Linked DNA regions of Homo sapiens: region 1 is linked to region 2. A link is a loop called in an ENCODE intact Hi-C map of the cell type or tissue named here. Cell type or tissue: IMR-90. All regions are shown on one strand. Links, peaks and the distances in the headings refer to the core of each region. The heading gives the core; the rest is flanking DNA.

Evidence for each region. A loop is a pair of places that touch in the nucleus more often than their neighbours do. Peaks named below come from ENCODE experiments on the same cell type or tissue, not always from the same donor. Only the 100,000 strongest peaks of a DNase experiment are listed, where the experiment ranks them.
Region 1: a loop joins it to region 2, with 4 times the contacts of the local background. A loop is called at or near these places in 3 of 110 quality-filtered maps.

The regions. Positions count from the first base shown.
Region 1 is chr1:8,557,113-8,565,947 of GRCh38, forward strand. It overlaps RERE (arginine-glutamic acid dipeptide repeats), which reads right to left. Exons shown (of 23, transcript NM_001042681.2): 5 at 306-411. Among named protein-coding and RNA genes, the nearest start is that of SNORD128, 67 kb to the left of the region's middle. In IMR-90, for the core only: a CTCF peak has its summit at 4,125; a DNase peak (open chromatin) is centred at 4,149; H3K27ac peaks cover 465 bases.
Region 2 is chr1:8,459,747-8,468,581 of GRCh38, forward strand. It overlaps RERE (arginine-glutamic acid dipeptide repeats), which reads right to left. Exons shown (of 23, transcript NM_001042681.2): 11 at 6,179-6,277. Among named protein-coding and RNA genes, the nearest start is that of SNORD128, 31 kb to the right of the region's middle. RefSeq lists an enhancer at 1-779. In IMR-90, for the core only: a CTCF peak has its summit at 5,417; DNase peaks (open chromatin) are centred at 3,555 and 5,445; H3K27ac peaks cover 4,281 bases.

The DNA of each region.
Region 1 (8,835 bases), core at 617-8,616, 98 kb after region 2:
AAAAGTGGAGCAGGATCAGGGCCAGGCAAAGTTTGATGCCAGCGCCAGCACTGCCACTTAGACAATGCATGGCCCCAGCAACGTCCTTAGCATCTCTCAACCTCAGTTTCCTCATCTGGAACTAGAGAGGGACAGACCCACCTCACGTGACTAACTGGTAGCCAATGTGAATCATCAAGCATAAGGCCTACCAACACTCCAAAATCCATTTTTCAAAAAGTTATCTTCATTTAATGAAATGTCTTTAGAAAGAACTTTGCCCAAAGCTAAGAAACACACAAATCAAACCACAAGGACATATTTACCATTTTCATTATGTCGATCCTGAACCAAATGCTGATACACAGAATCTGGAACCTCAGATTGACGGTAGTACCATTTGACGTTCATGAGGAGATGGTCCCTCTTACTCTGAAAAGGAAAATCTAACAGCATTAGGAACAGGATTTCAGGTGGCCACAAGTGCATATCATACCCATGACCAAAAGCCCCTGTAAACGGGTGGACACGTAGATAGGGAGAGACACAATTACCATCAGGACCACAACAATACATAAGTCAGTTATGAGGTCAAGTTTTGTTTTTTAAAAACACCCATCAATAGATCCCTCTCACCTTACCCCTCTAAACTGCTTATTTCAGGAAACAAAAGGAGACCAGTCTTGAATCTGTTTATCTCCCCAGTTTAACTAATCCATTCAAAATTACATTTTTATTTAACATTAACTATACAATACTACATTAATATATCCTTCTATTTTAATCTTTAATCATTTTGGTAAATATTTAGAGTCAGTGTTAGCTGACTGTCAAGGCTCATTAAGGGCAATAAGGCTAGAAAGAACTTACCCCACAAGGCCTGGCACAAAATAATCTCTTCTCCAAGGTTTGCCTATTACCCAGACTAAATCAGATTCTCCTTCCACTGTTTAGCCACAGTTATTGTTAAGTGCCAAATGAATATAGCGAAGAATGGGTGGTGATGAAGGTACTATGAGTCCAGAGACCTCATCTCATTTATTTCCGAATCTCCAGATAATAGAACATCTTGTATAAAATTATTTGTGAATAATGAAGAATTTTATGATTATCACATAAATGATCCTGTAAATGTTTGTAGGACACTGCACTATGTTATCCCTAAAAGTTAATTTTGTTCCCAGTTTGTTCAGAGAATAAAGGATCAAATATTGCCCTTCCATTAGCAAGTTATGGGGCTGCAGCTTGCAAAAGATCATCTCTGTGGCTGGTCAAGAAATAGCTCAACAGGGAGTGCACTGAGGTTCCCTGCGGCCTCCTAAAATACTTTTCCAACCCATGTGCGGCCTTAACAGGCTTCTCCAAGGTGAATGCAGTATCATGCCTTTCAGCAGCCTCTACGTTCTCATCACAGGCCCGTTGGTCAGTAATGAATGAGAGCTAAAATTCAAGAAATGCCTCATGTTTATAAAGGGGATGCCTAAATCCTAAAATATGATAAAAGAGCCCTCATTAATGAAGGAAGATGCTTCCTGCTTTAACGAGCAAGTCACAAATATAGCCAACACTAAAACACCAGGAAGGTTCCAAAAAACCTTTGCTAAAAAACACTTAAAAGCCATTTAAAGAATCAGAAAGATGACAATTGCCACAAGTTTCAACAGAACTCAAATGTGAAGATGTGTTATTTCTTTTTTTTTTCCTTTTCTTTTTTTTTTTTTTGAGAAGGAGCCTCACTGTGTCGCCCAGGCTGGAGTGCAGTGGCGTGATCTCGGCTCACTGCAACCTCCACCTCCTAGGTTCAAACGATTCTCCTGCCTCAGCCTCCCAAGTAGCTGGGATTATAGGTGTGTGCCACCATGCCCAGCTATTTTTTGTATTTTTAGTAGAGACATGTTTTGACAATGTTGGCCAGACTGGTCAGGAACTCCTGACCTCAGGTGATCCATCCACCCACCTCGGCCTCCCAATCTGCTGGGATTTCAAGCATGAGCCACCACGCCGGCCGAAAATGTGCTGTTTTAAAGTAAATACAAAAATTAGCCGGGTATGGTGGGGCATGCCTATAATCCCAGCTACTCAGGAGGCTGAGGCAGGAGAATTGCTTGAACCTGGGAGGCGGAAGTTGAGGTGAGCCAAGATCGTGCCATTGCACTCCAGCCTGGGCAACAAGAGCAAAACTCCAGCTCAAAAAAAAAAAAAAAAAAAAAAAACAGAACAAAACAAAACAAAAAACCAAAGTAAATAACATAAATACCAAGATTCTTTTTTTGCATTTAACTGTGCCAAATACACATGCCTACAAAAATACGGCATCATCACTGGTTTAATTACACTTTATACATAGAATAATCCTACATGATGAGTACTCTTTAATATTTATGCATTTTATGCCTTTATATTAAAATTTCTGATGGCAAAAAAAACTTTCTACACTGTTTATGCTTCAGATGGGAAAAAGAGGACATACCAGTATGTTAAATAAATAGAATAAATGTTACATGTAGCAGTTTAGAGAAATAATTACTTTCAGCAGGGGATTATGGATGTGCTAACATCTGACTTGAGAAAAAATGGGAGAGATTTCAATGAATTTTTTCATTGAAATAAAGATAGACAAACTACTGAACATATCCAGACCCCACAGTCCATCTGCATGCATCAACGAAGCCATTCTGGGGAAATATGGAGAAGAACCTGAGTCCTGACTCTGTCTGGCCTTTAGTGAGCTTACAGGACAACTGGAGTTTTCTAACTCTATTGCTGACCAAATACACAGGCAGCAAGGGACAAATCGCCAGGACATGGGAGAGCAGCTAGAAAGTGTAGGAGATCAGGATATACCACCTCAAAATATGCTCTCTGGCACAAGGATTATTTAGCCAAGAACTTAAGAGGGGTAGAGGAAAAATTATATTTTGTCTCCAAGAAAACTTAGTTTCTTCCCTCGGCAGGATAATAAAAAGCAGGACCAGGATAAGATTACTCATTATAGAAAAAATATATATAAACCAGGGGAAGAAGCAGCACCTGTTTGGCAGTGCTTGGGGATGCATTCAGTTAAAATACGCTGTCTATAATAAGGACTTGCTCAACCTCAGCACTACTGACATTTGGGCCAGAGGATTCTTTGTTGTGGGGATCTGCCTGTGCACTGTTAGATGCTTATGACATCCCCGGCTTCTAACCACTAATTGCCAGTAGCACCCATCGTCCAGTTCTGACAACCAAAACTGTCTCTAAACATTGCTAAATCTCCCCTGTGGGGACAAAATTGTCCCTAGTTGAGAAATCACTGGTCTAGTAATTCATTTTGTTTTGTTTTTTAAGGAAAACAAAATCAGAATGGCAAAAATAAAACCTGGTTCGAGCACTACAGGGTAGGGAAGATGGCCTACTGGAAAGAAGATGGGAAGGCCTGTGGCCCCCTCCAATCTCAATTCCATGACTTCCCATGTATGTGACTTGGGGCACATTACCGAGATTCTCCCAATCTCCCCTTTTCTGTAAAAAGGAGATACTGAAATCTACCTAAAATAATTACTGAAAGAATAGAAAAGACAGAAAGCATCTAGAACTGAGTAGGTGCTCAATGAATATTGTTTCCTCTATTGGTAGGTGATTGTAACCAATAGTTCACAGAAAAATCTGAAGAACTGTGCCGAGAAGTGTGGGAGTTACTTCTTCACCAGAACTTGGTTTCCTACAAGGGATGATAGTGATCTCTAGTCACTGAGCTACTAATACATGCTTCAGTGCTCACAGAAATGTATTACTTCACTGAGCATACAGGAGTCCAGATCTACTAGCACTCCTAACAACAATCTTTTAAAATCTACCATCTATGTATTTCTGCAACACATTTAAGACATCTGAAAACCTGAAGGGCAACAGAAATACCTTTTAGATACAGTAACTCAAATTTGTACAATGTCTATCTTTCAGAACCAAGCCAGGGATACTGGTGATCTTCTGAAGTACAATATCTATGTTATCTTATGGTGTAGGAATACCTACTGATTACACACACAAATAAATTAACTGCTTTGGTTTATTTGTACCTAGATGTATGACTCCTAATATTATACTTTACAATGGCAGTGAAGGAACTATTGGATTCCCCAATGCAGTACTATGCAATAACCAGGGAGTGGCAGCATTGTGCTGAAAAGACTTCACAATCAATTCCACAGATAAAACACACAAAGGTAGACTGGAAGTAAACAACAATTTGAAACAAATTTAAGTAGCTGTAATATCCACAATCTTTCTAAATAGGCCGGTAACTTAATTAAAAATGAAAAGTCCATAAAGGGAGGCAGTGTGTGGTTTCAGCAGTACTAGATTACAATTAGGTAATCTAGGATTACAGTTCAGTCTGCAACTGCTAGTTGCAACCTGAGTGGAGTCCCCCAACCCTATGAAAAGTGAAGGGGTGGAACAAAATTGTTTCTATGCTCTCTTTCCATTCTTACATGTTTATATCTAGATTTCCTCCTCAAACAAAACCAAGTAGATAAAATGATGCTGTGGGAGAATCTCTAATTTTTTCTCTGTATCTGTGCAATGGCACTGGCTAACGGTGCCATCCTAAAGGTTTACAAATTAAAATGTCACCTTCAGTGGAAGCTGGCCACTGCTATAATACTGAGGGAAGAAGAGAGCATCCCCTCCCTGAGTAAGTGTTCCCAGAGCTACCTCAGACACAAAAGTATTGCTAGAAAGTTAGACACAGGTAATTATGTAATTCCTACTACTCACTAGTTGAAGAATTTTGTTCAAAATCACAGAAAATTAAAGCCAGACGTGAATTTAGAGATCATGCGATTCAAGCAAAACTGTCTAAGTTTGAATCCTGGCTCTGCAACTTACTAAGCTATGTGACTTTGGGCAAGTAACTTCTCCAAGCCTCAATGCTCTCATATACAAAATGGGAGAAAACCAAGTTTCTACCTTATTTGGTTGTGAGGATTAAATAAATTAATATAAAGCAAGTGGATGAGCTCAAAAAATGTCAGATATTACTATCATTGTTTTACAGAAAAAGAGAGCAGCAAAGATAGAGAGAAAAGAGGTCCCTTAAAGTTTTTGCTTTTCTAAGATTCAAAATTATGTTAGTAATAGTGTCATACAGCAAATTAAGAGGAAAATGTCTTCATTTTTCCAACAATTCTAGAAGCTTGTCAAGAATTTCTCAACAAATAAGCCTCATTTTTTACTACCAATATAATTTAACAATGGCATAAATGTCAAAATGTTTATAAATAATATATTTCAAACAGAATGCAGAATAAAGAGGGAAGTGAAGCTTCCTGTGTGAAAGCACCCTAGGGTGTACTTCTGAATAGTAAGAGGAGACCACTGGGAAGTAAATAACTTCTCACCAGTTTGTTTGTTTGTTTGTTTGTTTGTTTAGAGACAAGGTCTCACTCTGTTACCCAGGCTGGAGTGCAATGGCACCATCATGGCTCACTGCAGCCTCGACCTCCCAGGCTCAAGTGATCCTCCCGCCTCAGCCTCCTGAGTAAGTAGGAACACAGGCACCCAGCTAATTTTTAAAATTTTTTTGTAGAGGTGGACATCTTGCTATGTTTTAAGCCACTAAACAGGAGCACATCCAATCTGCTTAACAATAAAGTTTCAGGACTCTGGGCAAAAAAAAGGGGAGGGGGAGTTGTTTCTGGGCTAAATTATAGACCCTGGCTGGATTTCTCTTGAAATGAAGAACATATGTCGATTTAAGGAGATTAATAGAGGACAAAATCCATCCCCCAAATCTGGGCTTAGAAAAAAGATCCTTATGGTAGCTATCTGGGAGCAGAATAGCAAAGATTTCTACACATCTTTGAATAACAGACAATAGTCTGTTGAGATTTAACAAATTTAAAATAACTGAAATGAAACACTCAGAACTAGATAACTGACAAGCGGTAGACTAGGGGAAAAGGAAGGCAATGGAAACAGGCAAGGCCAAGAAAAAGTTGCTGTTGAAGGGCAACTGTGTTGTCATCAGCAACACACAACACAGTCTGCCCAAACACAGACACAGGGTCTAACGTTGAGATGGAAACTTCCTTTCCTAGAGATCTTTCATGATTATTAATTTAGTGTTTTATCAATTTAAATAGCCTGAGTCTTTCCTAGAAACAGTCTTAATATCAGCCTCAGGGCAATGTTTTTCCACAACATAAAAATAGTAATAATAATCGAGGGGGTATCTGGATAGTTCATAAATACCAATAGGACTAGGGCAGAGAGAGAGAGAGAGTCCTTCACACAGAGGTGGCCTGCAAGCCAGACAGAACAACTGTAAATTCACCTACGATACAGAGGAAAGAGCTTCTTTGTCCCACTGATCACCAGCTGATGATACCTGCCACCAGCTCACAGCAGGGATTATCAGGTCCCCAAAGCCTCCAAAACAGACCACTCCTGTCCCTCTGTGTTATCAAATGTGACAGAGATATCAAGGCCAAAGACAGCCTCAACAGAGTACAAAGATGGATATTAGCAAATAAATAACTTTGCCAAGTCAAAACAATCTGCTGGAGAGAAGAGGAGTAACCTCCTGCATATATTTAACTGCTTAGTCATGGGGGCTCTTGATTCAGAACCAAGTGAAATCAGATCAAAATTCTTACTCTATAAGCCAATATAGCCAACCAAGTTTCTCCAGAAATTTGGGATGAAGTGGCTAACATGTGTATACTGTATGGCTTAAAAAGATACTTTCTGAAGAAACTTTTCATGCATTTCCACAACATGGTGATAATAAGGTTAAGAGTTGTCTGAACATTAGAGGTTTACTGTATAATTCAGAAATGTATACATAAAACTTTTAATTGGTAGTCAGACACTAATTAAGCATACAGAGGGGGGAACACCGTCTCCCAGAGACATCACTATCTCCCTTCAAGTGTGCTCACCAACCAGTTTAAAGAGGCATTAACTCTGCCAGTTGAGCCCACCTCCACTTACAGGACAATGACTGTTAGACGTGTCACCTTAGCTAAGACCTTGGGGACACAGTCATAATGGCTTTGATCATTCCTGACTTCAAGGGAGAAGGGTAGGGACAGACAATGGGGTCAAAGATCACTATTCTTCAAAGATCAAAGCTAACTCCAGATACAGACTGAGTAACCTCTTATCCAAAATACCTGGGACCAGAGGTGTTTCTGATTTCAGAATTTTCTAGATTTTGGAATCTTTGGGTATACATAATGAGATATCTTGGGGATGGGACCCAAGTCTAAACACAAAATTTATTTATGTTTCATATAAACCTCATACACATAGCCTGAGGGTAATTATATAAAACATTTTAATAATATATGCAGCCTGTCACAAAGGTCAGATGTGGAATTTTCTACTTACTGCATCATGTCAGCACTCAAAAAGTTATGGATTTTCAAATTAGAGATGCCCAACCTGTATTTATTTACACAGGTAAATCAAAACTAAAGATAAGCTTTCTGTACCAGTCATAGTTACCCAACTTCATGGATAAATATCTGAAATTAAATTTAATTCAATTAAAATGAAATTAGATCCAGGAATCCCACTTCTGTGAATTTACCAAAATATTTAAAATCAGTTTGTCAAAGAGAAGCCTGCACTCCCAAGTTTATCACAGTACTATTCACAATAAACAAGTTAGGGAATCAACCTCAGTGCCTATCAACAATGAATGGAGACAGAAAATGTGGTGTGTGTGTATGTATGTGTGTGTATATGTGTATGTGTGTGTGTGTGTGTGTGTGTGTGTGTGTGTGTGTGTATATATATATATAAAACTACTATTCAGTCTTTAAAAAGAAGACTCCTGTCATCTGCAACAACATGAATTGAACTGGAGAATATTATGCTAAGTTAAATAAGCCAGGAATTGAAAGACAAATACCACATGTGCTTATTACATGTGGACTCAAACAACCCAACTCACAGAAGTGAAGAGAAGTGGTTACAGAGGCTGGGCAGTGGGGGGAATGGGGAGCTAATGCTCAAAGGGTACAAAATCTCAGTAAAGAAGAATAACTGGGTTTTTTAAATGATCGACTGCACAACATGATTAATATAGTTAATAACAGTGTATTGTACATTTCAAAATTGGTAAGAGAGTAAATTTCAAATGTTGCCATCATAAAAAATGATAATTAGCTTGAATTATTCTACATTGTATTAATGAATCATACATCATTTTGTACTCCATACATATATACAATTATAAGTTGTCAGCTTACAACAAAATGAAATTTTAAAAATGAAATTAGATAGGAAATATCTTGTAATATTTCAAGCCTCTACCCTATTTAACATAAGACTCTAAGAATGCCCGGGCACCGTGGCGCATGCCTGGAATCCCAGCACTTTGGGAGGCAGAGGCAGGTGGATCACCTGAGGTCAGGAGTTCATGACCAGCCTGGCCAACATGGTGAAACCCTGTCTCTACTAAAAATACAAAAATTAGTTGGGTGTGGTGGTGGGTGCCTATAATCCCAGCTACTCGGGAGGCTGAGTGAGGCAGTAGAATGGCTTGAACCCAGAAGGTGGAGGTTGCAGTGAGCGGAGATCGTGCCACTGCACTCCAGCCTGGGCAACAAGAGCGCAACTCTGTCTCAAAACCAAACAAACAAAAAGGATCTAAGAATTTTACATATCTATATATATTATCCATATAACTTTACAGCCATTACAGCTCAAAACGCCAGGAAAGAGGTATAGAAAAACCTAAAGCAGAGTATACCACCAGGCCTCAGGCCATCAAGGTTCATGTATCCCAGGGTTCTGCTCTGACATGGGGACCAGTGGGTAAGGGGAAAAACTGAAATACTGACTCCACAGACTCTTCTCAGG
Region 2 (8,835 bases), core at 422-8,421:
CCTTTAATGATTTTAGGATGTTGTTCTAACAATAAAAAAAACAATCTGCACAAAACCCTAAAAAGAATAAGAAAGTGAAAAGGTTCGTACTAGATGACCTACAAGACTCTCCTATCATCATTTTTGAATGACTACATAAAATGGTCAACAACTCTGGAAATTTTACCATTCCTAAAATAAATATAACTAACCCTTCCCCTATATTGTGGATGTAAAATTTTAAAACAAAATCACCAAGATTATTAGTATCTGAAATCCACGTAACCATAACTACAAGCTCTGAGAGCCTCTCTCCCTCTTTGTCATTGTCCTCCTTGCTGTTTTCACCTCCACAACCTCCTGCTGCTATTGGATCTTAACGGGGATTTTGCTGTGAATTCCATTTTCCTCAGCTGCCATGCAAACAGTAAATAAAATTCATTGTATTTTTGCCCCACTAAGCAGCCCCGTCTTCTGGCACATTCAGATGCCTAGCTTGAAAAGAGTGAACAATGAAAACAATGTTTTCTCAAGCAGACATTCCAAAAAGGGCATAACAAAGGCATCTGGAGATGCTGCTGGGGAAAGACACCCTGCAAATAGTTGTGTGTATTCTGTGTAAGTAATTCCTTGACCGGCCGCACGGGTTCACTGGATTACAAATATTTAGAAAATTACTTTGCCATCTCATGTCAATTTTGAAAGAAGGATTTTCATTTATATTTATGATAGACTGAGCTTTAAATTGAAGGAAGATTTAGATGTTTTAAAATTTATGAGCTTGTAAATAAATCCATGTACATGGCCAATTAAGGTTTATCACTACCACAGATTAACTATTTTTGGATAAAAATTTCAGAGCTTATTTGTATCTAGATTGTTCACCTCAATGTATTACATCAAAATTGATATAAAATATTTAATGGGTAGTGTATTTCAAGATAAAAGCTATAGTTACCCAAGATGAAATAAAAACACCCTGTAGTAACATGGTAAGCAACAGAACCTTCACTTTGTGCAACACCTGGATTGTTGCGGAAAGCGAATTCAACATGAAAATAATTTTAAAAACCAAAACGCAGCTAAGTGGATAGGAAGCAAAGAGTGAGATGCACAGCTCACTGGAGCACCCAATCTTACAATCTTGCAAGTCAAACCAAACTCCACAAGGAAAATGCAGGCCCTGAATTTTAAAAAGAATTCAATTAGCATCCCCAGTATTTCCATAATCAACAGCTGAATGCTAATTAAGAGCACAGCATCAAGCGGCAACGGAATCCCAGTGCAATAAGCACCAACACAACAGCAGCAAATGCTACCTTCAGCTCGCATGCATAAATAAACAGAATTAATAACCACCCAAGCATGGAAGGGTGACTTAATCTGTTTCGATTAGGTGCAGTTCAGCCTGGGGCCTTTATGTTATATTTGAATGTGTTCATCATGTTTAATTAAAAACCTAATAATCTAAGATTTGTTTTGTTTGGGTTTTTTTTTTTAATGTTTTAATCTCTATTTCCTCCTCTTTATCTTCCTAAGTTCTACCAATCTGGATGACTTCCTGAAAAGGAACAGTATTTTTAGCATAATATATGTGAAATTGATTAACCATCAATGTAACTCTCAGAGGCAGAAGGCAGCCATTTACTTTGGCTCCACCCTTACCCATACCTTGGTATTTAAAGCTTCACAAACTGACCTAGCATTTCTTCCAAAATGCTTCTCTGATCAAACCAAGTTTACTTAGCCTGAAAGACATGACCCAGGTGTTGCTCACAGACACTCGGCAAAAGCAAAATTAATTTGCAGTATCCGGTACAGAATTTGACAGAAACTGGCACATTTTGGCTTCAGTTCAAGATTTGAAGTGTCTCAGCCCCAAAGCAACTTCAATTAGGAACATCATACACGCACACTGTCAGAGAAATAAACTGAGAGTTTGAGATGAAAGGCCTCCTATTGTGTGATTCTGAGGTCTAAGATCTCCAGAATTCATGATTATCTGAAAGACCTAGGAAAAAGAGGTCAGGTGATAGGAGGAGGAGGAAGAGGAGAAGGAGGAGTAGGAAGAACAAGAAGAAAGAGTTTAATGTGTGAGCTTTTTCCAAAAGTACTTTTATTATTATTATTTTTTTTGGAGACAGAGTCTTGCTCTGTTGCCCAGGCTGGAGTGCAGTGCCATGATCACGGCTCACTGCAGCCTCTAACCCCTGGACTCAAGCGATTCTCCAACCTCAGCCTCCCAAGTAACTGGGACTACAGGCACATGGCACCATGTTCAGCTATTTTATTATGTTTTTAATTTTTTTGTGGAGACAAGGTCTTGCTGTGTTGACCAGGCTCCAAAAGTAAAATTTTTAAGGTTGGTTTCTGAGGCATGTAAAAGTTTTTCTCTTTAATGTGCTGATTCATAACTATTAACTATTAAAAGTTTTAAAATGCTGGATTGAAGACACTCAATTATAGTGAAGAACTTTTTAAAAGGATTACCTTGAACAAAGAGTCATCAATATTCTTCAAGCCTCTCATATGGAGAGAAACTATCTTCATCATTAAGTCCTTACCCTTAATAAGTTTACAAACTCGGAGGACAATCAACTCAGAAATAAGACCGCAAGGAATGAAGAGCTGGGGATCAGAAGTCAGCACGAGGAGGCAGAGGATGAACTGCCAAGCGAGTGACGCGCAGAGGGGAGACAGTGCGAAGAGGGAGCACTGGCCGCGGGATGGGCCAGGAACCGAGCTGAGACTGGAGAACGAGTAGGGTCTGCACTGGCATGAGAGGTTAGTTTCTTCATAGAGCAGCAGGCCTGCCAGGCCCAGGAGGTGCAGAGGCCCAGCCTGTCCGCTGCACAGCAGGGAACTCACACCTTCAGGTGCTTATTTCACCAACCCTCTCACAGAGCAGCTGCTTCAAAGTATTCATGTAAAAATGCCAAGGGAAACCCGTTCATCAAGACTGTTGTAGTCAGATCAGACACTGGGTAGTTAGAACAAATTAATATGCCAGCGGCAGCGAAGTTTAGTAATAAGTAGCCAGGCATTGTGGCTTGCCTGTAGTCCCAGCTGCTCAGAGGCTGATGTGGGAGGATCACTTGAGCCCAACAGTTTGAGTCCAGCCTGGACAACATAGCAAGACCCCCATCTCTTAAAAAATAGTAATGATAATAATAAAAATAATAATTAGAATGTTCCAAGTATATAGAAAACTGGGAGGAAAAAAGGGGGAGGTAGGCCCATGTATTTATGTTAGCTGGAACACATTTGTTTTGCTTATTCCTGTGATTCCTGAGGTGAGAAAATGTGGTAAATTTAACAGAAGGGGGCCACATGAACACAGCAGGTGTTTTTTCACAGCCAAAGCCAGGCGAGGGTAAAGAGGGGACTGCCTTGTTGCCACATAAATCTCTTCAAAGATTTGATTTGGATCCATTCACCAGAAGCTTCCTTCAACCTCTCAATTATTCAGTCAGTCTCTCTTCTTCACTGCTGAGGTTTTCAAAGTGAAGCTTCACTTCCTACACATAAGGGAACCATTTGATCCTGAGGCTCTACAAGGGCTGGATGGCTGCCAAGACATTTTTCAAACCAAGAAGCAAACATGATAAAAATGACCCCAAACGGATACGGATGTATACAGTTAAGGATCATTATTCCATACTCAAAATATTCACCACTTTGGAGTCCTGTTTTGTTTTTCAAAATAAACCAGGCTCTTTCTGATGTGCAAAACTTCCCTCTCAGCTCACAGCGACAAATCCTCAAGCAGCAGCAATGGGGAGACAATCAACAGCTGCCTGATGTTACAAGCAGGCGCTGCAGGAAAAGGAAAGCAGCTTTCTCTTCAGCAGGAAGAGAGGACTTTGGCTGTGTATTTTTAAAATTCCAGAGGGAATGAAAGGTCACAAGAGAAATGAAAGAAGGGAGAGAGGAGAGCCATGGCTAGCGAGGGGCTGGGAGGCATGAGTGAGGAGTGGGGAGGGTGGGAGACACCAAGAAGAGGCAGGGAAGTGGGGAAGGAGAGAGGACGCCAAAGGGCATGGAGACTGAAGAGAGAGGAGATGGCCAGGAACTGAGGGAAATGCAGAAGCAGAAGCAGCCATGGATTGCAAGCTGACAAGGCCCTGAGGCCGCCTAGGCCAGGCTGAGAGGACTGAAGACAATCTCACAAAGGGTGGTTAAACGACCACAGTCTATACACTTGTTCCATCCTTTTCATCTCCTTATGTGTTTCTTCCACACAGGCTTTTCGCAGAATTTTAAAACCTTGTCAATCAGATCTCTTATCCACTCCTCACATAAACAGGCTTACAGTAAAAAAACAGTATCACTACGACTTCTCAAAACTGAATTTAACGTTGTCTAAACATTTTAAAATGTTTAAGATGTTTCTTTCTCTTTAATAATAACGTTAAGATTTTTATGGTTTTGTTTGTTTTAAAACAGCTTCATGAACTCTGTAAGTCTGATAAAGTTAAAGTCTTAAGGAACTATTCAACAAGCACTCCATTACCAAACCCTAGGGCCATTTCAGTGCATCTCAGCTCCGCCTAGCTTTTCCCATTCCTCAGCCCTTGCCCACCCTCACCCACAGCCATTCTAGGAGCAAATTCTCTTTTCTCTACCTTCAAGGTGCAGCCTGGATCTCGCTGCTTCTTATCACGACCACTGCTGCCACACCACCCAGCCACCAGTCCCAGCCTGGTGTGCAGCAACCCCCAGAGACCACCGGACTCAGCGGCCAGTGTGAGCCCCACTGTCGGAGCAAGTCACTCCTCTGTTCAGAAGCTGCTCATGTGGGGCACATCACCATGCCCTGACAGCAGGCCAACAGGTCACACCTGATCTGCTCCCTCTAGGGCACCCCTCCCACCACTCCCCTCCTTGCTGTGTTGCAGAAACATTCCTGCCTACTTCTTGAACATGCCAAGCATGCTTTCACCTTAGGGCCCAGAATTCTCTAATATCCAAAAGGCTGCCTTCCTCACCTTACTAAGGTCTCATCTAAATGTTACTTACCAGGACTTTCCTGATCCTCCCTTAGCTAAGACAGTACCCCACCCAGCTGATTCTCCCTCATTACCCTATTCTGTATCTGCTTCACCACCCCCGGCACATACTCATTTATGAAGGTCTCCCCTCTTAAAACTTAAGACTCCCAAGGAGGGACAACACCTGGCACGCAAGCAGGCACTCAGTAAATATTGCTGAATCAATGAAAGAGCGGGATCAGGAAAGCACATACAATTTCTAAACATTCTTTCTTAGCATATTTTAAAATACAGGAGAGGAACTTGCAATCAATAGGTGTATTAGTGCCAGCCTTCATTTAAATTTCATTCGACCTGAAAGGCAAATGTCAAGCGGTAACATTCATACTGAAGACTGTATTTGCAAAAGCACAAGAAATCCGTAAGTCGTTTACAGCAATGCCTTTTACAAGTCACAAGATGGAGATGTAGCTTCATTAAAACTGTCTGCTGGATGGGAATCCATGGGTTTGCAAGGCTGTATCTGTGGGCACATTTCTCTCCCCCCACTTCCTTCAACAGGCCACAGCAATACAATCAGTATGTAAAATCCAGCATATTTATTTCATCAACTCTCTGCTTCCCGCTTGTAATCAATGTCCTTTAAGGAGGTCAGGGGTCTTACAAGCCCTATAAAAACAAGTCACCAAGCCAAGCATGGTAGAGCATGCCTACAGTCCCAGCTACTTAAGAAGCTGGGGCAAGAGGACTGATGGAGCCCAGGAGTTCAAAACCAGCCTGAGCAACACGGCAAAACCCCCTTCTCTAAAATAATTATGATTAAAAAAAAGACAAGTCACCAACCCTACTTTAGGTTATATGTCCACGGGTTTTAACATGCTGTCTTTAAATAGGGAGGTATCACAAGCTAGCTTGCACCAAAAACAAGTTCAAATTAACTTTTTTTAGGAGTAACTATCAATTTCTCCTTTCTTTCCATGAAAGTTGGACAATCTTTCCCGACATCTATGAAGCCTAATCTTAATAAAATCAAGTCTTTCTGTACAATTAAGGGGCTGAAGGGCCCCATCCTCCTGCCTGGCGCTGCCACGGACAGCCATTCTGCATGACTGAAGCTTCTGCTTTCCCTGAGCAGCAGGGAGGTCACACACTGAGACGCCGGTGGCCCGATGCCCCAGAGCACAAGGCAAATGCTGGTTCCTGCTCACCACTTCGTCCTCGGTCCAGCACTTCTCGATGAGCTTGGGCACAGGCTTCTTCACCAGGCGCTGCAGGGCTTTGCCAGCATCGTAACCGCTTTCATGCAGCTAAAACAACAACAATTATAGTTAGCTAACTGCACCAAATAACAGACAGGACACAATCGATCCAAGGCAAGCTCCTCATTGACTATCTCCCACAGAAGAGTCAGGAAAGGGGCACTGAGACTCCATCATTTCAGTAGGCGCAGGAATTTGTTCTCATCCAAGACCACCCTATCCCAACCCCTATTCTACTCACTCTGGGAGAGGGAGGCAGGCAAGGCAGAAAATATTTTGGCAAAGATAGGAATAGGATTCCCCTATATTCCCATAAAGCAAACATTTAGGGAATGTTTGGCCCCGCCCAGTGCTCAGGACATTCCATGCAATCATTATCTTACTTAATCCTATGGGGAAAGTATTCTCTCATTTAATCTACGGTTTAGGAGCTATCATCGCCCTACTTCACAGATGAGGAAACTGAGGCACAGAAAGATCAAGTAAAGATGTTCACCACACTGAGCCAGCAGGTGGTGAAGCCAAGACTCCAACCCAGCCAGGAGGACCCCTACTCTTGCCTCATTCTCCGCAAAGCAGCGTAAAGTCACACTAGATTATGTTCTTTCTTTTTAGCATTTCTTAAGTTTTTTGACTGTGCTAATTTCACACAAAAACAAAATATTTAAAGTGGCTAAAATTTAAGAGCTTTTTAAAGAAAGTAAGTCTGTAATAGTATGCTAGTTTTTCAGTACATATGAATAAAGATGCAGGTTTATCTACATATTCCCTTTAGGACCAGACTTGTTTCTTGTCAAAGCTAATCAACTTTTCTCACCCTGCGTCTTTTCAACCCTGTGTAGTGTCTGGCACCATGGACACCTTCCCACCTCGCAAAGATGCTCCAGACACTCCAAGTTTCTGAGTTCCAACTTGCAGATAATGTAGAGAAACAGCAGGTACAAAGATCCTCCTGCTCTATCTACCTCCCCATACTGTGGCTGTCACTCAGAATTCTCATTGGAAATCCACCTTTCCTGTACACATCTAGTCTTCTTACACAAAGATTGGCTTTGTCTAAGACTTGCATCTCCAGTGCTGAACACAGTCCATAGTATAAGGTAATACTCCAGAAAAACTTGCTAACTTCCTAAATAAAATACTAGGTTCTGGGACACAGCAGTAAACAACACAGAGATCCCCGTTCTCATGGAGTGGACGTTCTGATCTTTTCACTCGTGCTTCAATCTCTTATTTTAACAATGAGCCAGCATTTGCCGAACATTCAGGTCAAGTAAAGCTGAACATTCAAGACATGTAAAGAATAAACCTTAATAAGTCACAGTCCTTATTTCCAGGAAACTTACAAATTGGTACAGATACAAAACATACAAAATGACAAGATCAAGTAGGTTGTAATAATTACTCTTGCTTAGGTTTAGGCAAAGACCTATGGAATCACAAGAGGAGACAGCCATGTGTTTCCTCTTTCTAACAGAAGACTCCGGAGGACATGCAGATGCCTTCCTGGCAACTGCTGGAGCCCCTGGGCTGGGCACACAGTAAGCTGGCAGTGGTAAATATTTGTTGAATGAAATCAATAAATAAATGCTGAAACACACACTGCAAGTCTCTCTTCCAAACATTTAACTGCCAACAAAAGGAATATCACAAACATTCATTTTCTTTTATTTTTTTCTTTTTTTTTGAGACGGAGTCTTGCTCTGTTGCCCAGGCTGGAGTGCAGTGGCGCGATCACGGCTCACTGCAAACTCTGCCTCCCGGGTTCACGCCATTCTCCTGCCTCAGCTTCCTGAGTAGCTGGGATTACAGGCGCCTGCCACCACGCCCGGCTTATTTTTTGTATTTTTAATAGAGATGGGGTTTCATCGTGTTAACCAGAATGGTCTCGATCTCTTGACCTCGTGATCCACCCGCCTCGGCCTCCCAAAGTATTGGGATAACAGGCATGAGCCACCGCACCCGGCCCAAACATCCATTTTCAATGCTCACTCAGCAAAACAGAAAGTATTAAAAATTTGAATTTCCAGAGCATTCTCACAGTTTAGAGGGCACTAATTTATTTTAAATCAAGACTGGGAAGTCCAGGTTGTACATTAGCTATAAGAATAAATCAACTATCTTAAAACAAAACAAAACACCTACAACAATGATCAATACTGGATCCCACTTGGGAGTGGTGGTGCAATGAATAAATATTAACTTATTTATTTTTATTATTATTTATCAATAAATTCGTATTTATTATTACCATTAGACTCTTTTAAAAATAAAATACTATTATGATTTGCAAATGTTTGAAAACTATCCAACCTAGGCTTCTTTCAGACGTATAAAAAGATCTGAAATAAAGTCAGATTCTCATACTTTGCCTAATATCCAGAACAAGCAGACATTTGTCAAGTTCTATAACACAATGGGGGTTTATAATCACAGGTCAACGTGGATTGGAACTGAATAAAAGGAAGAATTACATGCCTATTTAATGCAAAAAGCACACATTTTAGTGATAATTTGAAATCAAATGAAGTTGATCAAATCATAAATTTTTAATGAAAAGCTCATGGCAAAATTAACAACTTTTATAAGAGGTAATTATACTGTAT